2 separate regions of the Mus musculus genome follow, and region 1 is linked to region 2. The links are chromatin loops, found by intact Hi-C in ENCODE. Cell type or tissue: gastrocnemius. All regions are shown on one strand. Each heading gives the region's core, and the rest is flanking DNA. Links, peaks and the distances in the headings are about the cores only.

Region 1 (15,259 bases), core at 4,629-12,628, 63 kb after region 2:
AGAAGCTGAAGGGCAGCGAAGACTGTAATTTAACCCCTTCACTGCTGGGAGATTGGAATTCCCTCAGCTCCCTGAGCAGCTGGGTAGAGAAGAAAGGCAGACAAAATGTTTCACAATCTCTTAGAGAGTGGCTGTGAACTGGGAGAGGGAGGGAGTAACATATGGAATTGATATGGAAGGGTGAACTCATCATGTTTTTCCAGGGTCTGGATTAGACTGAGATTTTACATTATACTAAGATTAGACTTTGATAGGATGCCCATAACATATAATTACTATTTTATGCTTGTTAATTCATTTCATTCTTTACAATCATCTGATAAAGTTGGTGATTGACATAGGGACTGTTTGTGTCAAATTCACAAACAAGGACACTGGAGAAAAGGGAGTTAAGAGCTGGCAAGATGGCTCAGCGGGTAAGAGCACCAACTGTGCTTTTGAAGGTCTTGAGTTCAAGTCCCAGCAACCACATGGTGGTTCACAATCACCCATAATAATGAGATCTGACGCCCTCTTTTGGTGTGCCTGAAGACAGTTACAGTGTACTTATATATAATAATAAATAAATCTTTGGGCAGAGCAAGCAGGGACTGACCGAGCAGAGTTGACTGGAGTTAGCAGAGGTCCTAAAAATTCAATCCCCAACAACTACATGACGGCTCACAACCATCTGTACAGCTACAGTGTGCTCACATACATAAAATAAATAAATAAATCTTTAAAAAATGGGGGGGAGTTAGGAGCCTCCCCAGTGATGTCTATTCTTGATCTGACACAGCCATTATTACTTTCTGTGTGCCTCCACCTCTGCTTTATGTAGTGCCCAGGGCTTTGTGCATGCGAGGGAAGCACTCTACAACTGAGCTATATGCTCAGCCCCGAATAGTGTTCTTTAAGGCTGATCCCAGATGAAGAACAGAAGGAGCATAGAGGCAGAAGACCTCCGCAAGGGAAGACAGCTGAGATATTCTAACTCACTCTACCTGACTATGTCTCAAGACCCAGTGGAAGAGACCACGTCTTCATATGCAACATTGAGACCATGCACATACCTGAAATCCAAGCAGTTGCAGGGCCAAAGCACGAGAATCACAGTTAGAAGCCAGCCTGGCTATATAGCAAGAACGTATCTCAGCCTGGGCTGTCCTGGGACTTACTCTGTAGACCAAGCTGGCCTCAAACTCACAGAAATCCGCCTACTTCTTCCTCATGAGTGCTGGGATTAAAGACATGTGCCAGCCGGGCATGGTGGCGCACACCTTTAATCCCAGCACTCGGGAGGCAGAGGCAGGTGGATTTCTGAGTTTGAGGCCAGCCTGGTCTACAAAGTGAGCTCCAGGACAGCCAGGGCTATACAGAGAAACCCTGTCTCGAAAAACCAAAAAAAAAAAAAAAAAAAAAGACATGTGCCACCACTACCCAGTCAGAATTTACTTTTTAATAAATCATTTTCCTTTCTTCCATCCCTGCCTCCTTCTTTCTTCTTTTTCCTGGGACTAGAACTCAGGGTCTTATACTTGCTAAGGAAGCTCTCCTGCCATTCCACCTCCTTCCCACCCCATGTAACCTTTACATGTACAGTCCGGCCATCACATGTGGTCACACTCCTGGGCAGCAGACAACACCATGCCATCTACAAAGCTTTTTTTTTTATATATCTGAAACTGAAGCATGAGCCTGTGATCATAGCATCTGAAGGTCACGTGGCCTACCACCTTCTGGCTGCAGGAGGAACGAGGTCCACCTCAGGGATTGGGTTCCTGGGTCCATGAGAAGCACTGACCCCTGTTTTGTTCCCTGTCTCTGTGGTAAGATGCTTTGATAGGGGCTGGAGAGATGGCTCAGCAGGTAAGAGCACTGACTGCTCTTCCAAAGGTCCTGAGTTCAAATCCCATCAACCACAAGATGGATCACAACCATCTGTAATGAGATCTGACTCCCTCTTCTGGTGTGTCTGAAGTCAGCTACAGTGTACTTATCTATAATAATAAATACATCTTTAAAAAAAAAGATGCTTTGATAGACACTAGAAGTCCCAGTTTTACCCTGCCATTTGCTTCTAAAGAGACTCCAACAAGCAGATGTTAGACTTTGTCGTTTAAGAGGGCTGTGTGCCGCCCACCTCCATAGTGAAGGGGGCTGGTTGTGGACTGGGTCTCAATGTGCTTCGTGTTGCGGGTCTGGGACTTGGTATCTTCCAGCCTTCCAAACTGATCCTCCTCCTCCTCCTCCTCCTCCTCCTCCCCCCTCTCTTTTTCCTCTTCCTTCTCCCCTACCTCCTAGTCTTCTTTAACTCTGAAAGATTTTAAGTTTATTGAATACAGAACACTTGTTATTTACAAAGCAATTAGCAAAATAACTTACTAGACAGTACATTTTAAAATCCTTTAGAGATGTTTTATCTTATTCACTTCTGTGTCTGGGGCTGAGCAATGTGTGTACCATGCTGCATGTGCAGCGGTTAAGGGGCAGCTTGCAGGAATCACTTCTCTTCCCTCTGTAGGTCCCGGGGAACAGATTTAGCTTATACTTGGCAGCAAGCCATCTAGCCAGCCAAGTAATATATTTTTTAAAAATAACTATAATTGTGCATTTGATTTTTTGTTTTGTTTTGTTTTGTTTTTTCAAGACAGGGCTTCTCTATGTACCCCTGTCCTGTCCTGGAACTCACTCTGTAAACCAGGCTGACCTTGAACTCGGAGATCCACCTGCCTCTGCCTCCTGAGTGCTGGGGTTAACAGCTTGCTTTTCTACCTCTGCTTTTCTGTCCTCCCTCCCTCCCTTCCTTCTTTCCTTCCTTCCCTCCTCTTCCTTCTCCTCCTCCTCCTCTTCCTCCTCCTTTCTTCCTCTCCTCCTCTCCTCCTCCTCCTTCTTTTGGTTAGGAACCCTTTCTTTATCTTAAGAAAATGAAACTCAGGGGCTGGTGAGATTGCTCAGCGGTTAAGAGCGCCGGCTGCTCTCCCAGAGGTCCCGAGTTCAAGTCCCAGCAACTACACAGTGGCTCACAACCATCTGTAATGGGATCCAATGCCCTCTTCTGGTGTGTCTGAAGACAGTGACAGTGTACCCACATACATGAAATAAATAAATCTTTTTAAAAAAAGAAACTGAAACTCTTAGAAGTTATGGCTTGTTCACAGCATTAAGACAGAATACTTCCAGCAAGTTCTGATTAAGAAAAAGGAAATTTTCTCTGCAGTTTTTCCAAGGCTTGCTTCTTCCACTTCCCTACTACTTGGGGCCCCTGTGAAGTTTACAATGTCCTGGAGCAGGGCCTGGGACAGCCAATGGGGCAGACTGAATGGATGGGAGGGAACCAAAGTCCCTGGCTATGCCTAGTTTCCTCTTTAGCCAGGCAGAGCCCAGGCTCACCTCCACTGTGTGTGCATGCGTCTGTGTAAGTGGAATTGTGCTTTGAGTGCTCCGCAGAGGAGCCCCTCAGAAGAACCCCACGGAGGAGTCTTTTGTACAAAGAAAAATCCTTTTGTAAGGTGAATAATTGTATTCTGTTTATTTGCTCTGGAGGCTTAGGGTTTTTTGAGATTTTCTGGGGAGAGAGAGGCCTGTTTGAAGGCCATCTGGCCACTCCTCTGCTCGAGCTCACGCCTCAGGTGCTGAAGCCTCATTTGGTACCTCAGTGACAAGAAACCCATGATCCACACAGCAGGCCCTTAGGTTTGTGCATGTTAGAGATGGACTTGTCTGGAACACAAGCAGTGTTTGCACATTGTCGTGGCTCAGCTTGAGACTCGACCACAGTGAACGTGACCCCTCCTGGGTTGGAGGGTTGGAGGCTCCTGTGGTCCTCACTCATTCTTCACGGGCATGATTCTTACCCTGATGGTTCCAGGTTGACCCTGCTAGGTGTCCTGTTCCACATTTCTTGTCTCCCAGGGGCCACAGCAAAGAGTCCAGATCTCAAGGAGTTCACTGTCGGAGGTGGATCTACATGCTGTGTAGACCTGGGATAATCTCACCATTGTCGGAAATCTTAAAGCCATGCTGGAATGGTCTATCCCTAAGCCCTAGCCCTCACTCAGCACTTCCTGGAGTGGCTTCTTTTCAAGTCTTTTCAAGTCTCTTACCTAAGGGGTGGGGTCTGATCCCAAACTGACAGAACTCTCTCCCTTTCCTCTAGAACTGGTCAGGCATGAAGTGCCAGTTCAAGCTGCTGCGGATGGCTGTGGCCTTGATCTGTAGTGAGTATGGCTGAGCCTTCAGGGACGGGTGAGGGGGATGTGTGTGGAGGGGAGAGGGGGATGTGTGTGGAGGAGTGAGGGGGATGTGTGTGGAGGGGTGAGGGGGACTGTGTGGAGGAGTGAGGGGGATGTGTGTGGAGGGGTGAGGGGGACTGTGTGGAGGGGTGAGGGGGATGTGTGTGGAGGAGTGAGGGGGATGTGTGTGGAGGGGTGAGGGGGACTGTGTGGAGGAGTGAGGGGGATGTGTGTGGAGGGGTGAGGGGGACTGTGTGGAGGGGTGAGGGGGATGTGTGTGTACAGGCTCTGTCCTTACCCTTCAAGAGCCGGTAGTAAAGTGAGGCCTATCAGTAATGTGGCCACAGCAGGGACGTTCTGAGAAAACCTTTCTCTTCATATTGCTTGATACTTCTTAACCTTTTTTTGTTTTGTTTTTTGAGAGAGGGCCTTATGTAGTCCATGTTGGCCTTGAACTCACTAAATAGCCAAGGATGGCCTTGAACTTTTGATCCGTCTTTCTTCACTTCTCACATGCTGGGATTTAGGCTTCTGTCACCGCACTGGTTTTTCTATGGAGCTAGGATTTGTGTGTCCTGGGCAAGCACTCTACCAACTGAACCACATCACCCAGACCCTTCCTAAATTTTAAAAAATGGTTTTTATTTCATGTATATGTATGTGTTGTCTGTCTGTATGTCTGTGAACCACATCTATGTCTTGTGCCCAAGGAGGTCAGAATAGGACATCAAATCCCCTAGAACTGGAGTAATAGAAAGTTAGGAGCCGTCATGTAGGTGCTGGGAATTGAACCTGGGTCCTCTGCAATAGCAACAGATACTCTTCACCACTGAGCCGTCTCTCACAGCCTCACTTCTTAAACTTTTTTTATAGACATGCCTTTAACCCCAGTCCCTGGGAGGCAGAGACAGACAGACAGATCTACAGAGCTAGTTCCAGAATAGCTAGGGCTACAGAGAGAAACCTTCTCTCCAAATCCAAACCAAACCAAAAACCAAACAACAACAACATCAAGAGCAGCATACTTGTAACGGCTAAGCTATCTCTCCAGCTCCAAGAGGATTGAGTTTTGAGGCCAACTTGGACTACTAAAATATTATCTTCAGGCTGCTCTCCAGCCCCCCCCCCCCACTTCTGCCAAAAACAAAACAAAAAGAAATGCTTTCCATTTTAGTAGAGTCACAGACCGTAGTGACACCTATGTGCAGCTTGTGCTGGGACCTTAGTCAGGACAGGTCATTTGTACTGGCTGAGAAGCCTAAACATAAAGACTAGCTGTATTCAGCAACTGACCAAGTGTAAGAGGATATGTAAGCTTTGTGGTTCACACCTTTAATCCCAGCACATGATAGGCTAAGGGAAGTGGAACTCTGTAAATACAAGGCTACTGTGGTCCACATAACCAATTCCAGGTCAGTCATATATAGTGAGGCTCTGTAGAGCTGGTCTTTACTACTTTGTGGGTTCTTTTTCCCACGCTCCCTGGTTTCCTCCTGTCCCCTATTGTTTTTTTAAACAAAATAAATTATTTTAATCAAATATTGCAGAATATTTGATCATACTGTGAACCCAGAGATTGTGTTATTTACTAGAAAAACCTGTTTCTAGTGGTGTGGCTCAGCCTTTAGCATACTCCTTTAATCCCAAACAATGAAGGTAAAGTTAGTTTGTAGAAGGAAGCACCTATGTTTAAAAGCGATGTCTAATTGAGCATCAGACAAAGTGATGAATCAGAGAAAGATTTGACAGAAGAGGATCTGCCCAACTCCCCTGAGAAGAGAAGAAAGAGAGGCTACTTAAGGGAGAGCATCACTGAGAAAAAGAGAGAGGAGACAGTTTAACCAGGGACAGCTGTTCTGAGACAGGTTGCAGAGAAACAAGCTAGACACAGGTGAAGACATAATGAGCTAGAGAATGAAAAGGTGCCAGAAGATTAGAACAGGTTGCTAGGGGCTGGAGAGATGGCTCAGCGGTTAAGAGCACTGGCTGCTTTTTCCAGAGGTCCTGAGTTCAATTCCCAGCAACCACATGGTGGCTCACAACCATCTGTAATGGGATCTGACGCCTTCTTCCAGTGTGTCTGAAGACAGCTACAGTGAACTCATATAATTAAATTTAAAATAAATAAATCCTAAAAGAAATAAAAAAGAGCAGATTGCTAGAGGGCTGGAGAGATGGCTCAGCGGTTAAGAGCACTGGCTGCTTTTTTCCAGAGGTCCTGAGTTCAATTCCCAGCAACCACATGGTGGCTCACAACCATCTGTAATGGGATCTGACTCCTTCTTCTAGTGTGTCTGAAGACAGCTACAGTGAACTCATATAATTAAATTTAAAATAAATAAATCCTAAAAAAATAAAAAAGAGCAGATTGCTAGAGGGCTGGAGAGATGGCTTAGTGGTTAAAAGCCCTGACTGCTCTTCTGAAGGTCCTGAGTTCAAATCTCAGCAACCACATGGTGGCTCACAACCATCTGTAATGAGATCTGATACCCTCTTCTGGGGTGTCTGAAGACAGCTACAGTGTACTTACATATAATAATAAATAAATCTTTGGGCCAGAGATTAGCAGAGGTCCTGAGTTCAATTCCCAGCAACCACATGATGGCTCACAACCATCTGTACATCTACAGTGTACTGCATAAAATAAATAATAATAAAAAGGAACAGATTGCTAGAGCAGAGCAAAGAGTCTGTCTCGAGAGAGAGAGAGAGAGAGAGAGAGAGAGAGAGAGAAAGAGAGAGAGAGAGCAATTAATCAGCTTGGAGAGGAGTTTGAGCCAGGACAGCTGAGTTGAACTGGCCAGAGTTCAGAAAGAAGTAGAAAGAAAGTTTATTTGACAGTAAATCTCAGAGGCTGAAAACACTCTAAGCCTAGATAAGATTGTGTGGAGGCTAAAGTTTCCAGATTAGCAGATGGAGGTAGCCTTGGAGATGACAGGTGAATGAAAGATACTTTTGCATCCTATCTCTAGATAGGAGAAAAAGATGGATGGAGAGAGAGAGAGAGAGAGAGAGAGAGTGAGAGAGAGAGAACCCTGAATTTGAATCTAATTTTGTCTTGTTTCTTCTTTGAGCATGACTACAACAAACCACAACCAACCCTCCTCTCAGGGCTATATCAGGAATATATCATTTATATACCCTCGGAAACATTCCCAGAATTCCAAATGCCATACAACCGCAGAAACTATCTGCAGCGGTCAAAACCACACCTCTGCTAGAGCGTGAGGCAAATTATAGTCAGCTGCTGTGAACAGTCCAAAGCAACCCCCATTCCTACACCTGAGAATAAAACAGAAACACTTTCTAATATCAGTATTGTGTGTTTTATATGTAGTTTATTTTTATTGTATGTGCATTGGTGTTCTGCCTGCTTGTGTGTCTGTGTGAGGCATTAGATCCCTGGAACAGGAGTTACAGACAGAGGTGAGCTGCCATGTAGGTGCTGGGAATTAAACCTGGGTCCTCTGGAAGAACAGCCAGTGCTTTTTAACCACTGAACCATCTCTCCGGCCTTTCTTGTTTTGTTTGTTTGTTTGTTTGTTGTTTAAGAAACCAAAATTACAACTCTGTCTAAAAAGGTGGGGAGGGTGACAGTATGCCTGGCAGAGGTGACACAAGAATAGGCCTTAGTAGGCAAATGATCATGGCAGGAAAAACTGGGGCTTGGGACTGTGTGTACTTGTGAGAAGAAATAAAGCCAACGAGATCATAGGAGTTAGGTGATGGTGATCTTAAAGGCAAAGGCAGAAACCTCCATCCTGATACATACACTGAGAGGCCACGGAAGGCTTACCACAGGAGAGAGGCTGAAGGATATGACAGAGAGACATAGCTGCATTATGATGTCAAAAAATGGATTGAGGGGTTAGAGAGATGGCGTGGTGGTTAAGAGCACTTGCTTTGAAAGTAGGTGGATCTGAGTTCAAATCCCTACCACCCATGTAAGAAAAGCCAAGCATAGTAAGTATACTTGCCTGTAATCCTAGCATAGGGGCTGGCCAGCCAGCTTATTCTAAACAGTGAGCTGCAAGATTCAGGTTCAATTAGAGACCCCATTTTTAAAAACAAAAAGGGGGTGGGGTAGAGGGGCTAGAGAGATGGCTCAAGGGTTAAGAGCATTTGCTATTCTTGCAGAGGACCTGGGTTCAGTTCCAAGCACGCACACAACAGCTCACAACTATCTGTAACTCCATTTCCAGGGTATATGACACCCTCTTCTGGCATCTGTCTTAGGGTTTCATTGCTGTGTAGAGACACCATGACCAAGGCAACTCTTATAAAGGCCAACATTTAATTTGGGCTGGCTTACACTTTCAGAGGTTTAGTCCATTATCATTATGGCAGGAAGCATGGCAGCATCCAGGCAGGTGTAGTGTTGGAGGAGCTGAGAGCTCTACATCTTGATCAGAAGGAAACTATCTTCTGAAGGCAGGCAGAAGGAGGGTCTCTTCTTCCTTGGGTGGAGTTTGAACATTAGGTGCCCTCAAAGCCCGCCTACACAGTGACACACTTCTTCCAATAAGGCCACACCTCCTGAGCCAGGCAGTGGTGGCACACGCCTTTAATCCCAGCACTTGGGAGGCAGAGGCAGGCAGATTTCTGAGTTCGAGGCCAGCCTGGTCTACAGAGTGAGTTCCAGGACAGCCAGGGCTATACAGGGAAACCCTGTCTCAAAAAAAAAAAAAAACAAAACAAAACAAAAAAAAACAAAAAAAAACAAAAACAAAAAAACAAAAACAAAAAAAAACAAAATAAAAAACCAACTTTTTCTGGGGCTGGAGAGATGGCTCAGTGGTTAAGAGCACTCACTGCTCTTCCAGAACGTCCCAAGTTCAATTCCCAGCACCCACATATAAGCCCACACCTGTCTGTCTGATGTCCTCTGGTGTGCAGATATACAGACATGCAAAGTACCCAAATACATACATACATACATACACCTTTTTTTCCAATGATAAAAGCTGACACAGTGATGGAGGGGTGGAATCCATCATCTTTCACACTGTTTTTCTTAACTGGCTCCAGGAATAAGCTCAGCAGGAAAATGCCACCAGGTTGGCATGGCTGAGCCAGGCCCCACTGCTCCTTTTCCCCCCTCTGCTGGCTGTCCTTGGAATTGCAGCTCTTTCTGAAGACACCTAGCAATCTATGGTTTAAGGTGGAAAGAGGCACTCTGGTACAAGAAGTGGTACAACATTGCCGTCAAAGGGCTGTCTTTTAATCTGCCAGACTTGCCTTGGTTTGCCAGTCTGTAAAATAAGGATAATACCTTCTCTCTCAGGGACCAAAGAGATGGCTCAGTGGTTAAGAGTGCTGGCTGTTCTCCCAGAGCACCGAAGTTCAGGTTTCAGAATCCACACTGGGCAGCTCCCACAGACCTGTAATTCCAGCTCCAGCTCCAGGAGTTATGATGTGCTATTCTGACCTTAGCAACACACACACATACACACACACACACACTACACACGCATACACACAACGCACACGTGATGAAAACTTAAAAAGCAAAAAAAAAAAAAAAAAAAAAAATGTACTCTCAGCCTGACTTTATGGTCCATGTCTTTAATCCCAGGACCGGGGAGACAGATCTCTGTGAATTCAAGGACAGCCTTGACTACATTGAGTTTTAAGATATCTAGAACTCCATAGTAAGGCCCCATGTTGGAAAGAGGAAGGAAGGAAGGAAGGAAGGAAGGAAGGAAGGAAGGAAGGAAGGAAGCCAGGCAGGCAGGCAGGCAGTCTGTCCTTTTACCATGACTTGAGTACTGGGACACAGGATGGCACTATTGCCCAGCCCTGAAGTTCACAAAGGGAAGCACTGGTCCGTAGTGAAAGTGGAGCCTAGACTTAGCGCTCTTCCTTCTTTATCCTCATTCCCTCTCCATCCCTTTCTCCTGAGCACAAAGGTACTGGCTCTCAGGATTTTCTGGAGGTTTCTAAGTAACACGTGGAAACAATCTACAGAGTGTCATGTTCGGCGCACACAGAAGTTGTTGGCCATGTTCTACCTGTGCAGCCAGGCTCACCAATGCTGAGCCATTATACCAGTGGACAGATGAAAAAAAAATGTCCCGGCAATGTAGCATGACCACAGAGATACCAGGGCCTTCGGACAGAGCTGTGCCTTTCTTAGGGTCTCCTAGCAGAACTCCTCTCAACATTCAGGTGACAGGCCAAACATCTTCTCTTGAGACGCCCTGTCTGACATTTCCTCAAGAGGCCCTCTTGGGGATGCCCTGCCTTGTGCCCAGCTTGGATTTTTCTATTGTTTTTTTTTTGCCTCATTCCTGAAACTCTCAATGAAATGGCCTTGTGAGTGTAATTAATTGATGATTTATCGCCAAGCCCCATAGACTCTTGAGATAGTTTTGTCTCCCTGATTGCTGCCCTTGGCCTCATGACAGTGAATGAGTTAATGGACGCTGGGTGGCCAACCTGTGTGCCGGATCTCTCCCCAGCCCCTGCCGGGACCATGCTATGATGTGTCTCTGTCTCCTCCCTTTGCAGTGAGTATGGAGTTCGGAAGGGCTGTATGGCTCCGTTTCCACCCATCGGCTTATCCCCCGTGCCCCCACCCAAGCTTTGTGGCACACTTGGGTGGCGTGGCCGTGGGCATCACCCTGGGCGTGGTGGTTCTCAGAAATTACGAGCAGAGGCTGCAGGACCAGTCGCTGTGGTGGATCTTTGTGACCATGTACACCATCTTCGTGCTGTTTGCTGTCTTCTGGAACATCTTTGCCTACACACTGCTGGACTTGAAGCTGCCACCCGCCCCCTAAGGGACCAGAGGTCCAAGGCAGGGCGGGGAAACAGAAGCATCCCGAGAAAGTACCTGCATCTGCTTCTCATCTCCAATTCAGTGAAAGCAGGGAGAACCGGAGACTGTTGGAGCTGGGGGGTGCGTGTTGCTTTGAAAGGATGGTGGGGAGATGGATGTGGCTGCTGTCATCTTTCTAGGCTGGTCTGATGATATGGAGTCATGGGTAAGGTCTGAGGCAGGGTAAGAGTGGCTGTCCCTGTGGCTTGGGCTTGTCCCATGCATTCCCTCTCACTGCCACAGAGTGAGCAAATAGCCCTCTTCCCTAGTCTCCACCTGGAGAGACACAGAGAAGTTCTGAGGATAGCCACAGCCAGGCTTGCCACGGCCCAGAGGTGACTGTAGGCTAGGCCACATTCTCTTTGCAGCTCAAGGTCTGGTGCTCTGGCAATGGATGTGATGGCTTTGATCCGGGGGAGCCCAGAGCAAGCCAGGCTCCAGTCCTGTCAGTGGTGCTATGGCATTGCTCCTAGGGCTGGGCAGGGAGATGCTATAAGCTCCAGGCCTTTTTCTTGCCCTAGGGGAGGGCCCTGTGCTGAGGTAATGACTTTCTTCATCCCAGGTTCCCCCAAGAGAGTTCCAGGACGGTTTCTTCTTCCTGCCTGTAGTCACGAGTCAGCATTCCAGACCATCGCTCTGCATCCATGCCCTATCTGGACTGTGGGGTCTCTTCTTTCCTTTCTACTGCCCTGACCCTACTTTGTGCCTCTCTCTTTGGGTGTGGAGACAGGGTTTTGTGTGTGTGTGTGTGTGTGTGTGTGTGTGTGTGTGTGTGTGTGCAATGTCAGGCAAGTCAGAAGCTGCAGAGGGAAGAAGTGGGAGACAATGTACACAAGAGGATATCTACAGGGGATTTCTGGAATGGGTAGCAGCAGTGTGCTCTCCAGTGCTCGCTCAGTGGCCTTGCCTTTAGCATCATGCACCCCCTTTCCCATCTTGCCCTCCCAAACACCTGCTGAGCACCACTGACTGGTGGAAAAACTGTCGAGCTAGAGGGAAGACCAAAGCACTACCAGACATTTGAGAGAAAACTCTCAGCTGTATTCTTCTGGTTCTCTTGGGGGTAGCTTTTGTGTCTGTACTGCCGCCTGTAGAAGGAAGTCTTTGGGATGAAAGAAAGCCCAGGACAGTGATACTGTGGCCATCTCTCCATGTGAATTAGTGGGACAAGAAGCTGTAGTAAAATATATTTTGGTGGAAAACGTAGCCTCTGAGAAGAATTGGGGAAGCTTGGGTGAGGGAATGTCCCCAGTGAGAGCAGCTGAGGGTTAGATGGCTCCATCTACAGGGACTTGGAAGTACTCTTACAGGGAAGTGAGATTGGGGGGCGTGGCCTTGTGCTGTCCATACCCCAGCAGCCTGGGATGCCACATCAGGTGTTTGGCAAGGTAACTGTAGACTCAGAGCCCAGTGCCTCTGCTCCTCTGAGACAGTCTACTCAGGCTGGCACGAGACGCTTCTGGGGACCCTAAGTGGAGGCTGTGAGGCAGGTGACCTTTATAGGGACTTTCAGCCCCTGGGATAAGGAACCACAGGTCTGAGATTGGAGGGAGGCAGGAGGATGAGAACTGCTCCTGGTCCTCTCACCATCCCAGCAATACCTCCCAGCTCATCTCCATTCTCCTGAGTCCCTCAGCCCTTCCTCTCTCCAATGTGGCCACCCATCAGGGCTGGGAGTCACTCCTCATGCTGGAGGCTGTAGGTTGGCCTCAAAGGCTGGGGAATCCCCAAACAGCAGCTATGTAGACTAGCTTGCATTTAAAGGGGAGAAGACTCATGGAAACCAGACAAGGGAAAACGGGCTTTCAAAAAAAGAGGAATTTCTCTTTAATGATACCATTCATCACTTGATTTTTTTTTTTTTAATTAGGAGAAGCTCCCTAACCGGGCTCTTTAAATTCTGCATTTCCATGTGAACCATTCTTGCCTAGAGCATTAGTGGAGGCATCGCTCACCGAACCCAGATCTTCCTCTAGTGTCCAATTCAGTTTGCAGATAATGAGGTTTACCCAGTGCTGTGTGCTTCCCAGGGCTGGCTGCAAATCGTTGACTCTCCTCTGCCTTAAAAACAGTGCCCGTCAGTGAGCTGCCCTCCCAGGACTAAGTGAAAATCAAAACACTAGCCGCGACGTTGGTTTCTAGATATTTTTGTATTGTGTACATTCTGTATATTTTTGTTGTAACATATTATTTGAGCACAGATTCCATTAAAGATTTTTTTAAGCTGTTGGTTATTCAGGGAGTGACCTCAAGGGCTGCCATGCTACCTGCTTTGCCTGTGTCTGGTTCATGGTGGGTGGGGAGAGTGAAAACGGGCAGTGGTGGGTGGGTGGCTCTGGCACTGGTGGTTGGCACTGTCTTCCTTAACCTTCTCAGAGTGGTTGGTGAACACTGAAGGTTCTTTCCATGAAAACACACCCACTGGGCTGGAGAGATGGCTCAGCGGTTAAGAGAACCGACTGCTCTTCCTGAGTTCAAATCCCAGCAACCACATGGTGCCTCACAACCATCTGTAATGTGATCTGATGTCCTCTTCTAGTGTGTCTGAAGACAGCTACAATGTACTTACATATAATAAATAAATAAATCTTAAAAAAAAAAAAAAAAGAAAGAAAAGAAAAAAAGAAAACACCCACATAGGTCGCTTCCCGGACAGTTTTCGAGGTGGGTGCCAGCAGATAGAGAGGAGTCTCAGCCCCCTGTCCCCTCAGGCCTATTTTTCCCTTCCATTCATCTAGTTCTAAGTACCTCCCTCCAAGTCGCTCTAGGGATGGACAGTTGGCCACAGAATGAAGAAATGACAAATACGTGGATTCAAGAATGGAAAATCTGGGATTGAGTGGATGTGGATGGAGAAGCCCCAGCCCTGCCCCACGAGCTCAAAGTGTTTATATATACTGTTGGACAGGCAACTCAGGTTGTGGTATCCAGATGAACAGGAAGGCAAGTGTAGCTAACCTCGTAGACACAGTCTCTGTAGGGACGCAGTCTTCAGGCCATAAACATGTGGAGGGGCAAAATTACGGTAGACATTCTCTGCACACTATCTATATTCACACACAGACCAGAGGAAACCTTTCCCATCTCTCCAAGTCTCTTCCAGGGAAGGCATTGCTGCTCCTGTGGGGATGACACACTGGGGTCTTTGACATGGCCTTGTCTTTGTCAACAACACATCTACTCAGGAATATATATATATATATATATATGTATATATATATATATATATATATATATATATACACATACACATATATACATACATGTGTGTATATATATGTGTGCATGTATATATGGTATGTGTATATATCTTAATATACTATACATAATATTATTTATTATGTAAAATATATATTATGTATTATATATACCATACATTTTTAAGATTTATTTTATTTATATGAGTGCACTGTAGCTGTCTTCAGACACACCAGAAGAGGGCTTCAGATCCCTTTTATAGATGGTTGGAAGCCACCATGTGGTTGCTGGGAATTGAATTCAGGACCTCTGGAAGAGGAGTCAGTGCTCTTAACTGCTGAGCCATCTCTCCAGTTCTATTTATTATACTTTTATACATGATTAATACATGTAGATATGTTCATATATTAATCATATATATATATATACATATATATATATATATATATATATATATATATATATCTCAACCACACATATGTGGTTAATATGATTGTATTATGATAGAAATCTCTGAGATGTCCTAGAGACCTCTTTCTCTCCCTCAGTAAGCCCAGTGCTTCCAGGTTCCATCAACATCAACATCGTAATCTTGAGAACGGTGCCTGGTCGAGTTCACCTCCAGGAGGGGGAATGGAAGCTCCATATATGCTCAAGGCGAAGCCTGGGACTCTGGGAGTTTAACAGCTGAGCTGGCTTTGCATGGATGAGGCTTGGAGAAGCCAACTCGGTGTCAGGTCAGCAGCAGCCTGTGTATCTTTCCAGCTAACTGCTATTGAGTGCTGGAGGATTAAATTGCCCTGTTAAGTACAGAGTGGGGGTTACTTCCCTTCACATCAATTTCCTGTGTATTATTGGAGAATGTTTCAAAACACCGCAGGAGCCATCCCTGAACTAAGATCAGGAGTGCAGTTGGTTCAGGCTGACTGATCGCCCACTTGTACCATGCGCAGAGCTGAGTCCCCTGCAGAGGTTTTCCACTGAAGTCTCCCAGGCTCCAGGTACCTGAACTGTGGCTTCAAGGCAG
Region 2 (15,259 bases), core at 2,716-10,715:
ATTTCTGAGTTCGAGACCAGCCTGGTCTACAAAGTGAGTTCCAGGACTGCCAGGGCTATACAGAGAAACCCTGTCTCAAAAAGCAAAGCAAAACAAAACAAAACGAGAGAGAGAAGAATAGCATCTTTGGGTATTGGACATTTGGTGTGATCCCCTTGCCTGGGCTGGAATATGGGAGGGGAGTGAGAGCTGAGGGACATGCAGTGACTCAGTCCTCATGTTTCTCTCTCTCTCTCTCTCTCTCTCTCTCTCACACACACACACACACACACACACACACACACACACACACACATGTGTATTGTGCTTTGCTTGCATGTATTTGTGTATAGCATGTGTTTCCTACACCCAGGGAGCTAGGAGTTAAGGATGGTTATAAGGCATGGTGTGAGTGCTGGGAACTGAGCCCAGGTCATCTGAGAGAATTCCAAGGACTCTTAACCACTAATCTCTCAGTCTCTCTCTCTCTGAACACATACACACACACACATACACACACACAGATCTCTCTCTCTCTCTCTCTCTCTCTCTCTCTCTCTCTCTCTCTCTCAAAAAGCATAACCCTATATAACCCCACTCACCTCCACTTTTGAAATTTAGTCTTTTCTAAGTAAGTTAAGAAATCCAGGGCAAGGTTTTATTTTTCAACTTTTAAAGATGTTGTTTATCTATGTTAGGTGGGGTTTTTCTGGGAGGGAGGGTATTTTTTTGGTTTGATTTTGGTTTTTCGAGACAAGGTTTCTTTGTGTATCCTTGGCTTGTCCTGGAACTCACTCTGTAGACCAGGCTGGCCTCGAACTCAGAAATCCACCTGCCTCTGCCTCCCAAGTGCTGGGATTAAAAGTGTGTGTGTGTGTGGGGGGGGCTGGTGAAATGGCTCAGTTGGTAAGAGCACTGACTGCTCTTCCAAAGGTCCTGAGTTCAAATCCCAGCAACCACATGGTGGCTCACAACCATCTGTAATGAGATCTGATGCCCTCTTCTGGAGTGTCTGAATAAATAAATAAATAAATAAATAAATAAATAAATAAATAAATGTGTGTGTGCACCACCAATATCTGGCTGATATTGTTTTTTCCAAGACAGGATCTCACTATGTAGCTATGGCTGTCCTAGAATTTAGACCTAGCTGGTCTTAACCTCACAGAGATCTACTTGCCCCACCTCTGAGATTACAGGTGTGCAGCATTGCACCCAGCTTCTTGGGATCACACCCAGCTTCTCCGCATTACACCCGTTTCTCGGGATTGAGCGCGGTCATCATTAGACTTGGTGGTGAGCACAGATACGGGCTGAGCTACCTCACCTGCCTTGCATTTATACATTTTTAAGAAATATTTATTTATTGTATATAAGTACACTGTAGTTGTCTTCAGACACACCAGAAAAGGGCACCAGATCTTATTACTGATGGTTATGAGCCACCATGTGATTGCTGGGAATCAAACTCAGGACCTCTTAACCTCTGAGCCATCTCTCCAGTCCACATTTATACATATTTTAGGTGTATTTTTCATTTAGGTGTATGAATATTTTGCCTGCATCTGTGTATGTGCACCATTTGTGTGCAGTGACCATGGAGGTCAGAAGAGGGCATCAACTCCCCTTGAACTAGCGTTACACATGGTTGTGAGTCACTGTGTGAGTGCTGGGAACAGAACCCAGATCCTCTGGAAGAGTCGACAGGGCTCTAACTGCTGAGCTGTCCCAGCCCTAACAAGTCATTTATCTTCTTAAATTATGTGTGAGTATGAGCCAGGCACAGAGTCCAGAAGAGGACACTGGCTCTCTCGGAGCTGGAGTCATCTGCCAGAACAGTAGGTCCTCCTAAGCACTGAGCCATCACTCCAGCTGCCCCTCCCCAGGCCACACACAGCTGCTCTGTGTCCCACTGCTGGCTGCTCAGTGATACTCTTATTAGTTTTAATTTTTTTCTCTTTTATTTTACATAGTGTCTGTTACTGTGTCCATGAGCTGACTGACTTTCTCCCACACCCCCACCCCACCATGGTTTCCAGCATCTTTCCCTTTTAGACATTGTGTCTTACATGTTCAAAAATTCAGTTTGGGTTTTGTTTGTTTTTTAACATCTCTGAGCCCCATAATGATACTCTGTTACAAACAAGCAACAACAGATAGACAAGGCAGAGGCACTGATCTTTCAGTGGCTTCTCTCCTTAGATACAAAGTCACTGTTTGATGGCCAGTAAGGCCTCTCAGCACAGCTTTCCCTGACCATCCTGTACTTTCACACACACACACACACACACACACACACACACAGGCACACACACTAACAAAACTCTCTCTGTAAAAGCCAAAGCTGGGTGCTGGCGAGATGGCTGAGTGGGTGGGAGCACTGACTGCTCTTACGAAGGCCATGGATTCTGGTCCCAGCAACCTTGGCTCACAATGAGATCTGACACCCTCTTCTGGTGCATCTGGGGTCAGCTACAGTGTACTTATGTATAATAATAAATAAATCTTTGGGCTGGAGCAAGCAGGGACTGAATGAGCAAGGCTGACCTGAGTGAGCGGGGTTGACTGGAGCTGGCAGAGGTCCTGGGAATTTGATTCCTAGCAACCACATGGTGGCTCACAACCACCAGAGTATCAGATCTGTAACAAGATCTGATACCCTCTTCTGGTGTGTCTGAAGACAGTGACAGTGTACTCACATATATAAGATAAATAAATCTTAATTTAAAAAATAGAAAAATAAATAGCCAGACATGGTGGTATACACCTATAGTCATACAAGTCAAACACTCAGAAGCCAGGAGCAGGAGGATTGCTTGGCCTACATAGCAAGCTCTTGCCTATTGTTACTGAAGTAGACCCAGACTTAAAAAAAAGAAAAAAGAAATTAGCACATTTTATAAAAAGTGATTTCTAAAGTTCTCACATGTCATTTAATTATAGTAACCAGGCATCATAATTAATATCACCCCCACCCCCATTACAAACACGATGATTCGGAAACGGAAGGAGTTTGATTCTCCTGCTATAGATCCAGCCTTGCAGCATAACTGGGCTTAGCCCCCTGCCCTGTGTCTACAGACGCCTCACTGGTCTTTAGAGGCAGCAGAAAAGCTCTTCTCAGAGTTGACTTTCGCTTGTGAGCCTTTCCCAAGGGACCAAGCAGAACTTCCCTTAAGGACGTGATATAAGCAGTCCCACATTTCTGAGTCACACTACCCTGAGAAAAGCCCAGCATAGCAGAGCGCATACCACCTGCAAATGCCCAGGAGAGCCCAGGGCTTATTTTTAGCCAGATAGGGAAAGTGCCGAATATCTTCCAGGAGAGCTGGCACCTGGCAGGCTGCTGATACAGCTGTGCTTTATGTAAGCCAGGGCCAGAAGGGAGGCTGAGGTTACAGAGAGACAGGAGCTTGGCCCACCTCTACTTGCCGAGGCTCTGTCAGCCAGCACATTCTGTCGGGTCATAGGTCAGGAGTTGTTGCTGGAGAGAGGGTGATTTGGAGTATGCGGAGAACACAGGAGCGGCTGGCTCCCAGAACTGAGGAGATGTCAAAGCAGATGTCAGAGCTCTGTCCACCTGCCCTGTTATCCAGGGTAAATAAAAGAACAGAAGTGCTTTCAGACGGCGCAGTTTTAAAGCAGAAAGAACCATTCCGTTCACTTTGACCACACATCTCTGGTGTGCCAGAGGAAAGAGATCTCCAACACCTCGTCCTGGAGCTACCAAGACCCCGCACCGGCTCGATCCTGCAAGCAGCAAGTGCAGACTTTTGCAGGAGCGATCCAAGTGCCTGTTGGTTTTTCTTTTTTCTTTTTTTGGTTTTTCGAGACAGGGTTTCTCTGTATAGCCCAAAGAATTATTTACCTATTTTGAGTATATAAGTATACTGTAGCTGTCTTCAGACACACCAGAAGAGGGCATCTGATCCCATTACATGGTTGTGAGCCACCATGTGGTTGCTGGGAATTGAACTCAGGACCCTGGAAGAGGAGTCAGTGCTCTTAACATCTGAGCCATCTCTCCAGCTCCTATCAACGGTTTCTTAAGATCAAATATTGGTATTCATATTCTTTCAGTTGTGTAAGCAAGATTTCTTTTTATTCCTACCTTGGTCTGTTTAAGCATATTAATTTATGGAATGGCTTGATTTATTGCTGAAGAACCAGGTCATTTGTCCTGTAGAAGCCATGTTATATCCCTATGATGTCATTTACTATATCTCTGTACATTTAAAAAATATACTTATTTATATTTTATGACTATGAGTGTTTGCCTGCTTGTATGTATGTGGACCACAGAGGCCAGAAGAGGGCATCAGATTCCTGGGTTGGGAGTTACAGAGAGTCATGAGCGGGTGCTGGGAACTGAACCCAGGTCCTCCACAGGAGTAGCAGGTGCTCTTAACCGCTGAGCCATCTTTCTAGCTCCTATACATTTATTTAACTTTTATTGCTTTAGTTCTTGTGATTTGATAGTTCCATCTGGATCCAGGCAATTTTGTAGGAAGCATTCCGTAGGTCATGAGCTTCAATCCAAAGCAACACAAGTCTGATTTCTCTTTGTGGAGTCATTATCTAGACCCTCTGTTTGACTCTGCATGACTTGTTTTGGTTTTTTTTGTTGTTGTTGTTCTTATTGTTGTTTGTTTCTTTTTAAAAAAGATTTATTTATTTATTATATATAAGTACACTGTAGATGTCTTCAGACACACCAGAAGAGGGCATCAGATCTCATGTGAGCCACCATGTGGTTGCAGGGATTTGAACTCAGGACCTTTGGAAGAGCAGTCAGTGCCTTAACCACTGAGACATCTCTCCAGCCCCCTGGTTTTCTGTTTCTTTCTTTTTTTTTTCTTCTCTTTCCTTTTTTAAGATTTTATTTATTTATTATATGTAAGTACACTGTAGCTGTCTTCAGACACTCCAGAAGAGGGCTTCCAATCTCATTACAGATGGTTGTGAGCCACCATGTGGTTGCTGGGTATCAAACTCTGGACCTAAGGAAGAACAGTCGGTGCTCTTAACTGCTGAGCCATCTCTCCAGCCCCCGGTTTTCTGTTTCTTGAGACAGGGTTTCTCTGTGTAGCCCTGGCTGCCCTGGAACTCACCACATAGACCAGGCTTGGTCTTAAACTCTGAGATGTGCCTGCACCAGCTTCCCCAGTACTAGGACAAAAAGTGCTCACACAACTACCTGGCAACTCCTAGTGTAATTTACACAACAAATGTGACTGAAATGTCTGTCCCTGATTAATAGACTCAGAAAAGAACTTATCAGAGAGTGTGTTTATTTTTACTCTCTGAAGTAAGCCCCGGTGCCTGCATACTGGCTGGTTTGTGTGTCAACTTGACACAGGCTGGAGTTATCACAGAGAAAGGAGCTTCAGTTGAGAAAATGCCTCCATGAGATCCAGCTGTAAGGCATTTTCTCAATTAGTGATCAAGGAGGGAGGGCCCATTGTGGGTGGTGCCATCCCTGGGCTGGAAGTCCTAGGTGCTACAAGAAAACAAGCTGAACAAGCCAGGGGAAGCAAGCCAGTAAAGAACACCCCTCCATGGCCTCTGAATCAGCTCCTGCTTTCTGACCTGCTTGAGTTTCAGTCCTGACTTCATTTGGTGATGAACGGCAATGTGGAAATGTTAGCTGAATGAATCCTTTCCTCCCCAACTTGCTTCTTGGTCATGATGTTTGTGCAGGAATAGAAACCCTGACTAAGACACTGCACTGTATAGCAGCATTAAGGAATTGCCCAGGCTAGCTCCCAGGTAACTTGTTGGCCCTGAGGGGTGCTAGGGGCTGTTCTTTCCACTAGAGGGCACTGTGGCTCCAGGACTTCACGTGGCTACTAGCCAGCTTTGCAACTCCAAGGCTTCTCAGGAGGCAATATTTAGAGCATATTCGATATTAGGCACCAATTGGTTGCTTCCTGTATCAAGGATGGAGCTAGAAAAGGTCAAACACGATGTCCTGTGGCTCTGTATTGGGAAATGGTTTCTTCGTATTTCCCTTTTAAAACATCAGCTATGTCATCTTGTAGAATCTATTTTAGCCCTCCAACGGGGTGCTGCCTCCTGCTGTAAACTGAAATTTTGGTTACCTGGTTAGATTTTCTAACTGCCATATATGGTCTTTTTTTGGAATGAGAACGTATCCAAGTAAGATGCCAATGTGTGTTCATGTCTGAGGCACTTTATTTTTTGTTTTTGACACCATGTGTTGAATGTGCTGCAGAGAAGGAGGAGTCTGATGCTTACTGAGAGCTGCCTGAGCCATACATACCTCTTTCCCTTTTCTCCTTTCTTATTGGTGTTGCTTTTTTTTTTTTTTTTTTTTTTTTTAAATTCAGGCACGGTCTCTCTGTATGTCCTTGGCTGTCCGTGGAACTCACTCTGTAGATCAGGATGGCCTTGAACTCAGAGACCTGTCTGTCTTTGGCTCCTGAGTGCTGAGATTAGAAGTGTGAACCACCATCACCCAGCTCCCTTTTCTTATTTTATTATTCAGATTTATTTATTTATTTAGTGTACTTGAGTACTCTGTCACTCTCTTCAGACACACCAGAAGAGGGCATCAGATCCCATTACAGATGGTTGTGAGCCACCATGTGGTTGCTGAGAATTGCACTCAGGACCTCTGGAAGAGCAGTCCGTGCTCTTAACCACTGAGCCATCTCTCCAGCCCTCCTTTTTCTCATTTTTATCTGCACCCAGCAAGATGGATGATAATAACCCAATTTAAATCCTGAAGAAGAAAGCCAGGTAGGGGTGGTGCATACTTTCAGTCCCAGCACTTGGGCAGAGGCAGGCAAATACCTGAATTCACGACCTGCCTGGTCCCCAGACTGAGTTCCAGGACACCAGGACACCCAGAACTACACTGAGAAACCCTGTCCTGAAACAAAAACAAAAGCAAAAACAAACAAACGTCCCAAAGAAACTGGAGGCTGGAAGCAGCTCAGCGCAGGGCACCTGCCAGGGTTAACCCTGCATTTGGTCTTCAGCACCACCACAACAAAACCCTACAAACTAAAAAGAAAGGGGCCTGCCAGGTATACTTGTGGTCCCTGTACTTGAAAGGCAGGGTAGGAAGATCACTGCAAGTTCAGGGACAGCCCGGTCTGGTAGTTAGGTCCAGGTCAGCCATAGCCATAGGAAGAGACTCTGTCCCCCCCCCCCCCAAAAAAAAGCACCAAGCTGAATAAATAAATAAAACCAAGGAAATGGTTTCATTGAGCATAAGCTGAAGGTCACGGGAGGACATCTAGATGAATAATTTTTTTTTCCCCCACCAAACCTGTCGTGCCACACTGACTGCCATGGTTCCAGGCTGTAGAAAACAATGGCCGTTGTAATAAAACCTTGACACTCAGGAGGTCTTTTGATAGCACTACAACACAGAAGTGATAGTAAACAGGTATCTGATCATAGGGTCCTAAGAAGTGTTCTCATAGTGGCAGCTTATATGTTGGTCTCCAAAACCCTCTTGGGAGCTACGACGATGGCTTCTGCTGAGGGAAGCACCGTCCTCAGACGCATGACATCATCACTGGGGCTCTGCTCACAGAGATTCCTTTGTGCTGACGGCTACTCACCCCTCCCCATCTCCAGGACCTTTGGGGGTACTGGCATCATGCCCCCGATACCCCGGAAGCAGGTGGCAAAGCCAAGACCCACCAAGTCTCTATTTAAATCCTTTTTTTTTTTTTTTTTTTTGGTTTCTCAAGACAGGGTTTCTCTGTGTAGTCCTGGCTGTCCTGGGACTCACTTTGTAGACCAGGCTGGCCTCGAACTCAGAAATCCGCCTGCCTCTGCCTCCCCAGTGCTGGGATTAAAGGCGTCTGCCACCACGCTCGGTTTAGCAATGAACTCTTGAATGTCCTGCATTAGTGCAGTGAATACATTTGAATACCTTTCCAGATATTTATTTATAAACCCACTTACACACTCCCAGCCTCACCCTTACTGTCTCTTGCCCCCATGACACAACCAAATCGGTCATCAGAGTCCCAGCTGTGCTGGTCCCCTGAACCTCCTCCATTACATTAAGGAGAGGATGCCTGCTGGCGGTAGGGAGCATGGATTTACTGGTTTAAGTTGAGGAAAAAGATACAGGTGGCGGGCGTCAAAAGCAGCAGAACCAGGAGGCATTCAGAGAAACCTAGTCCTGAAATTCTCAGCTTTAGGCAGTCACAGCATTGAGGTTTGGGGAAGCAAGGACAAGCGTGGGTGTGTTCCAAGCCACCAACCTCTCGCTAACAACCCTGGGATAATGAATGAGCCTTCAGCAGACGCCTTTGCTCTCCGGTGAAGGGAGCGCCCACTGCAGACCGTCCCTCTGCAAATACCATTGTGCTCCAAGAACCATCTGGCAAACGTGCTCCATCCTTCATTCCTCCAGTGTTCCTGGTAATTCCCGGACTTGTGCCCCCGCCCCCTTCTTGGATATAAATTGCTGCAGCAAACCAAAGCCAGTTGAATGTTTTCCGGAGCTTCCTAGGCTTCCCCTAGCCTGGTTAACCCCATAGCTCACTGCCTACGGAGCTGCTCACGGCTAATGAGCTCTCGGAAGCGAGCACCTCCCTCCTCTACTGTTCTCGGTGCGGTTTTGGAGTGTGCAGAGCCGGTAGAGGAGATCCAGACAGAACAGAGCGATAGCAACCAGATGGAGAAGCTGGGCAAAGCACATGCGTTCTCACTGTAGGACGTCCTTTATGGAGAAGGGACAGGTTAACTCCAGCTCTGCAGAGGACTTGGACAGCTCCCTGAGGAGGCACAGCCGGCTGCCACAGCTGTAGGGCTGATCACGTGCTCCATGCTTCCTGCTGCACAGGGGCGAAAGCCTAGGAAACTGAACCTGCCCACTGCAGCCTCTGGGTCCTGTCTTACACAAACCCAGTTTCCTCTCCTGACCTAGCTTGGTGGTTTACAAGGCTGGAAAGGCGGAGGTCATCAGGGACCATCAGAGCAAGCTTCCTGCTTCCAGCCTGTCTCACTGATTGCATTCAGAGAACAGACGAAAGCATAGATTTGTTCCTTAGTCCTTAGTTGGTGGCGCCCTTCACAGACAGGATGGACACACTGAATTATCAGCCATAGCTCTTCTCATCCACACCTCCTATGGTCTCTGGATTATCCTAAAGGGATTGGGAGATAAAACCTAGACTCCCAGAGTGTCATGACCACCCTAAGGACACCGAACAGTTCTTATGAAGTCCCACTTTCTGATCTTAGTACATGCAGTTCCTACTGTCTTGGACACCTCAAGAACCACCCACTTGTAGGTGCCTCGCTAACCTCGGTGTCTGGATGCAGCACTAGGAAAGAAGTTTGTCAGTGGTGCTTTGGAAGGAAAGCCATGGATGGGGATGCCTATCCAAAATGCACGAGGCGCAGAACTCCAGCCCCAGCACCACAGAAACCATCCATGTGACTCGTGTTAGCAATCCCAGGAGGGTCAGAAGTTCAAGGTCATTCTCAACTACACAGTGAGCCTAGAGGTGGGGTGGAGAAAGAAAGTCATGAGCAGGTAACAGGATTGAGAGATACAGCCTCCCAGAGCTGCAGAGAAGTGGTTAAGAGCAGTCGCTGCTCTTTTCCAGAGACCTGACATTGTTTCCTAGTGCTCGAGTTGGACAGCTCCCAACCACCTGTAACAACAGCTCTAGGCAATCCAGTGCCCTCTTGTGGCTTCTGTGGGTACCAACACACATCTTGCATATACTTGCACAGCCACAATCACATAAATAAAGATACATATTTTAAACTATTTTAGTACTAGGCAAGGTGACACATACTTTTAATAGCAGCACTTGGAAGGCAAAGGTAGACTGTGAGTTCAAGGCCAGCCTGGTCTACAGCTTTAGGCAGTTCCAGGCTAGTCAGACTTACATGGTGAGACCATGTCTCAAAAAATAAGGCTTAGAGTAATAGCTCAGCAGTTGAAAGCACTGGCTGCTCTTCCAGAAGACCTGAGTTCAATTTCCAGCAACCATATGGTACCTAGCAACTATCTGTAACTGCAGTTCCAGGGGATCCAGTGCCCTCTTTTGATCTCCAAAGGCACTGCAAGCATATATAGAGATTCAGGCAAAACACCCATATATGTGAAATAATTAAATTTGTTTTGTTTTTTCGAGACAGGGTTTCTATGTGTAGCCCTGGCTGTCCTGGAACTCACTCTGTAGACCAGGCTGGCCTCGAACTCAGAAATCTGCCTGCCTCTGCCTCCCGAGTGCTGGGATTAAAGGCGTGAGCCACCACCGCCCGGCGAAATAATTAAATTTAAATTAAATATATAGACACAAAAGTCTGCCTCCCAAGTGCTGGGGTTAACATGTGTGTTTTGGCTTGGCTTTTATCTTTGTAGATAAAATAATTTTGACCTTCGGTAAAATTCTCCAGGTCTTTTCTCTGGTTCCACAAAAGATGAGATAAGGAACCTCGCCTTCCCAGGAGTCCTGGGGCTCAATAATGACAGAGCTTGAACAAGAACCCAGCTCTACTGACCTGTTTTCCTGATATCAGACACTAAGGAATCCTATCCTGAGCTGTAGCTTCTCTGTTCTGCCTGGGAAAGAAGGCTGATGGGTAAAGATTAGGCTTCTGGGCCAGAAGGAGACAGGGGAGGGTCAGAGAGACAGCAAGAACTGGGAGGCAGGCCATAGCTCCCCTAGTCCAACCTCCGCCTTTGCAGAGGAAATGGAGGCTGGTGGGAACGAGGAGATTGTCCAAGGTAATGGAGCAAGCTGAAGATAGAGCCGAGCTGAAGATACAAGCCTCGTGGTCTCTGAGGCCAAATCCTGGCCCAACTGCTATGCTCTCAGGAGTTAAGAGTTAACATCCCATCCCTGGAAGGTGGTGAACCCAACCAGCTGCTCTCCAAGGGGCAGGTCCCCAGAGTCCTGGGCTCTTCTAGGCTTTTTCTTTCCCTCTCTTGGTGACACCAAGTAGGGTGCATACTGCATAAGTAATAATGAACACTCTCCTTTCAGGGAGGAAGGCCACCACATCCAGACAGGCAATGTGACAGATGGTATTTACAACAGGCACTGAGGAGTTCCCCCAGAGCCTCACTTGGGCTGTGTGCGTGAGACAAAGGAAGCAGAGTTAATGCCCACTGCCTCTGCCTATCTCAGGCAGCTGCTGCTGCACTGCACCGCCGTCTGCAGAGCCTCCCCGGGGCTAGCTAGCTCCGATGTGACTGAACATGACGGTTCAGGCTGTTTTTCCTCAGCTGCCACTGCTGCTTTCTGGTCATAAAGCCTGCCTTGTGCACCCCGAGACACTCTTCACAGAAACCTGGACTGGCACTCTCCCTGAAAGGAGGCTGGTGAAATCCTGTTAGGCCATCCATACTGACTCTGAGAGGCTGCCCTAAGGCCTGTGGAGCAAATATCGGTCTACTTGTCTGGAAAATGGGAAACAGATGGACTACTTCACTGAGCATGTACTGTACAGAGGTGTGTGTGTGTGTGTGTGTGTGTGTGTGTGTGTGTGTGTGTTGATGCTATTGTTGGCAATCGAATTCAAGACCTTGTGCATGCTAGGCAAGCACCCTACCACTGAGCTACACCCCTAGTCCAGGATATCACTATAACTTAGAACTGCCTTTGAGCTCACTCTGTAGCCCCAGCTAGCAATGGAGTTGGGGATCATTCTGCCTCCAGACCGTTGGGGTTGCCATTTGTAGACTTTCTATGTGCCAGGAACCAATCAGGGCACTATAAACAGTACCACATCCTTGCCCTTATGAACAATGTTTTCTTATGTAAAACTTGACCGCAGGCCGGGCTTGGTGGCACACGCCTTTAATCCCAGCACTCAGGAGGCAGAGGCAGACAGATTTCTGAGTTCGAGGTCAGCCTGGTCTACAGAATGAGTTCCAGGACAGCCAGAGCTACACAGAGAAACCCTGTCTCAAAAAAAAAAAAAAAAAAAAAAAAATTGACCGCAGACCTTGTAGCTAACTGTCCTTGGCCCTCCAAAGTTTCCTCGGTTCTTTCCCTCTGGACTCCAGAGTCTAGAGTCTGTTGGGCGACTGGTAACTGGATTTGAGCAGTGAATGCTAAATCAAGGCAAACCTCCCCCCCCTCCCCCCGGTCATTCCACACAGAGCATCTAAGAGAAACCAAACAGAGGCTGAGGCAAGAAGAGCATGAGGTCAAGGCTAGCCTAGGCTACACAGAGAGACTTTGCGAGAGATGGTGAGAAAGTACAATCCGATGTAGGGTGGTCTGCACGGATAGTCCCGATCATTACGGACGCTGAAGCAGGAGGGCGTGGAGTTTGAGGCCAGTCTGTACTATGTAGTGAGATGCCACAGCCTTTTCCTTTCTTCCTTTCTCTTCCTTCAAGAAGCAGACAAGTAGACCGATATTTGCTCCACAGGCTGGGGCAGCTCCCTAAGTATCTGACTTCTGCAAGCCTGCACCTAGATCTTCCATCCCTATTGGGTTACTCTGGGCCTTGCTGGGTTGCTCTGGAAGAGCCCTGTAGCTGGTTAAGGCCAAGGGTATTCATGTCATCACGGACAGAAGGTTGTACTGTTTGTTTATTGATTAGGTTGTTTGCTTGTTTTTGTTGTTGTGTTAAGAGTTGAGTCTTCCGTGCTAGGACAGAGCTCGGCCATTGAACCCTATACTTTATCTCTCACGACGAGCAATTGAATGTGCTGACTGGGTATTCAAACCTCCTCCAGGCCTAGGGATCTTAGTGTGCCCTCAAGTAGAGGCCGTTGTATCTGTTCTTTGGGCCTTTCTGAGGATGGCTTGAAATGACAAATGAGGAAATACGTTGAAGTCAAGGCGCACGTGTGCGAGTGTATCAGTATTATTATGCAGAGCCATCTTTTCTCCATAACATAAAACTTGTCTTTTGTTGGAGGCTGAGAGTAATAACTATGTAATTAGACTTTGTGTCACATCAAGCGAGGCAAGCTCTGTTTTTCATTAAGCAGACATTTGTTTGGCTTCTACCGTGTGTAGCCCCGTGTGTTGTGATGGATGAAAATTGAGTAAGCCGTAATTTTCTTCAAAGAATGCACATGCTGGTATCAGGAAGATAAAACTTAGATTAGTGAAATGCAAGGTCAAAGGAAGGAAGGAAGGAAGGAAGCGCTTCAGAGGGGTGAGGAAGGGCCTGGCCTGCCTTGATGGGACGATTGAGGAACAGGGTTTCCACCAGAGAGACAGGCAGCGTGGCAGGACCTTCGTCTAACAGTGTTGCCTAACCACTGTGCAACCAGACGTCCAGGCCCAGAAGTGGGACCTGGGGACCAGCCGAGTCCCAAGGAGATGGCAGGGAAGGGAGGTGAGTTGAGGCAAAGAAGCTGGCAGGGGCTCTGAATGCCTGATTAGATCCATCTTGGGACTGGCAGTTTCCTCTGGGCCTTTTTGAACTAAACCACTGGGTGCCCAAACCTCTCTATGAAAGGCTTTGGTGTCTGCGAACCTAGACATCTTTCAATAATGATTTAAGTTGCTCAAAAAAGTGAGGGCCCTGGGGTGAAGAGACGAAAGGAAAAAAAAAAAAAAAAAAAAACTCCGCTTGGCAGCCTTGTCCTGCTTGATCTCACAGACAGCGGGCAATGAGGAGGAATGCGGGAGCTGGGGATGGAGGAGGTTGGATTCCAAGTGACCGCCTCCTCCTGGAGCTAGGTCTGCTGTTTGGGCTTGCAGACTTCAAACATGACTCGGGGATTCCTGGAAGACAAAAGAATTCAGGGCTGAGCCTTGGATCTCAGTCAAAAATATCTCATGTCTTCATTTCAGGCAGTTGAAGGAGGCAGCAGCCCAGGGCTTGGCTTGCTGGCTTCTCAGAAGACTGGTGCTACAGTTGCGCTGATTGGTCAGTTTAGATTTGCTGAGGGAGGGGCGTGGCTCTGGGTGCAGAAGGTGGGGAAACCCACCTGTAAAATGTTCGGATGACGAAAGGCTGCCCGTTTTACCTTGCTTCTGGGTGCTGCCTGCCATTTGCTTTGAGTGTTAATTATAGCCCTTAATGTTCTTTCCCTGGCTTCTCATTAGCTTTAGGTATCCACAAACAAACAACTTGCTTCCTGCCTTTTCCTGCCCCCCTTCTCTTGGCTCCCCCACGCCTTCCGTTTGGGGGTTGGAGGCCAGGGTCTTATGCATGCATGCTAGGCCTGTACTCAGCTGATGAGCCCCACTCTGAGCCCCGTCTGATTTTTCAGCCAGGTTGTTCTAGCTCTGAGGCCCAGCTTTTCATCCCTTGGAGGGTAGGTTTAAGAGACAGCCCGCTGACACTCTCCCTGCCATATCATGTCACTGGGCTATCATTAGAGGCTTATCTAATATTCTTCCAGGAGGCCGGGCTTGTCTCGTTTTCTAACAGTTTGTAATCTCAGCACCTTGGCCAGGGTCTGGCAAATAACGGACATTCACCACGCGTTAGTTGAAAGGTGCTGTTGAGCGGCTGCCAGCTTAATCCTCCTAAAGTGCTGCTTGGGTTAGAAGCTGACCGCTTCTTCATCCACGGTTGGGCAAGGGCCAGCCTCCCCAGACCGCATTCAAGGACTTTCTCAATGCGGTTCTCCTCGCTGGCTGTATCAACCATACGCTGTGCCCATCCACTAAGCTCTTTTCTGTCAAGGTCTGCCTCTTGCTTTACCACAGCCGTTCCCTCCATGCAGGAACCCTCTACCCTCGATCCCAAAGCTGCCCCGTTCCCAGGTTCATCTCTACAGTACTCCCCGTCAAGTTTGAGCCGTTCTCCCCAGTGCCGTGACTTGGATAATTAAATCCCTCAAAGGTCCATGGATTCAAGGCTTGATCCCAGCTTGGAGCTTCCCTGGAACTTTAGGCAGGTCGGTACGTCCTTGGGGCTTGGTCTCTGATGGCAGGAGCCCATTCTTCCTTTCTTGTTCTTCAGGCATTAGGGATGCAGTTTTATGCCACATACCCTGCAACATCAGGCTGCCTTACCACACAGCCCCAAAGCAATCGATCGGATCAATCATGGGCCTCCACACATGTGGGCCAGCAAACCTTCCCCACCTGCCTGCTTTCGAAGACAGTCACTGTCTCACTAAGCTTTGGCTTGCCTGGAATTTACTACGTAGACCAGGCTGGCCTTAAACTCATAGAGATCTGCCTGCTTCTGACTCTGGGATCAAAGGTATGTGCACCACCACACCAGCTAAACTTTTGTTCTTTATGAGGTATTTGTGTCAGATAATTTGTTACACTGGCAGAAAGTTGATTTTGTTCTTGGTTATTTTATTTTTTTGTTGGGAACTTCAAAGAGGTCATGGAGCTAT

What was found. A loop is a pair of places that touch in the nucleus more often than their neighbours do. Peaks named below come from ENCODE experiments on the same cell type or tissue, not always from the same donor. Only the 100,000 strongest peaks of a DNase experiment are listed, where the experiment ranks them.
Region 1: a loop joins it to region 2, with 8 times the contacts of the local background. A loop is called at or near these places in 32 of 42 quality-filtered maps.

The regions. Positions count from the first base shown.
Region 1 is chr11:80,342,688-80,357,946 of GRCm38, forward strand. Rhbdl3 (rhomboid like 3) reads left to right here. Exons shown (of 9, transcript NM_139228.3): 8 at 4,139-4,199; 9 at 10,725-13,299. The coding sequence ends at 10,996. Among named protein-coding and RNA genes, the nearest start is that of 5730455P16Rik, 28 kb to the right of the region's middle. In gastrocnemius, for the core only: a CTCF peak has its summit at 12,317; DNase peaks (open chromatin) are centred at 9,319 and 12,410; H3K4me3 peaks cover 232 bases.
Region 2 is chr11:80,281,553-80,296,811 of GRCm38, forward strand. No RefSeq gene overlaps it. Among named protein-coding and RNA genes, the nearest start is that of Rhbdl3, 12 kb to the right of the region's middle. In gastrocnemius, for the core only: CTCF peaks have their summits at 5,791 (motif pointing right) and 9,667 (motif pointing left); DNase peaks (open chromatin) are centred at 5,799, 8,360, 8,559 and 9,685; H3K4me3 peaks cover 1,529 bases; H3K27ac peaks cover 1,141 bases.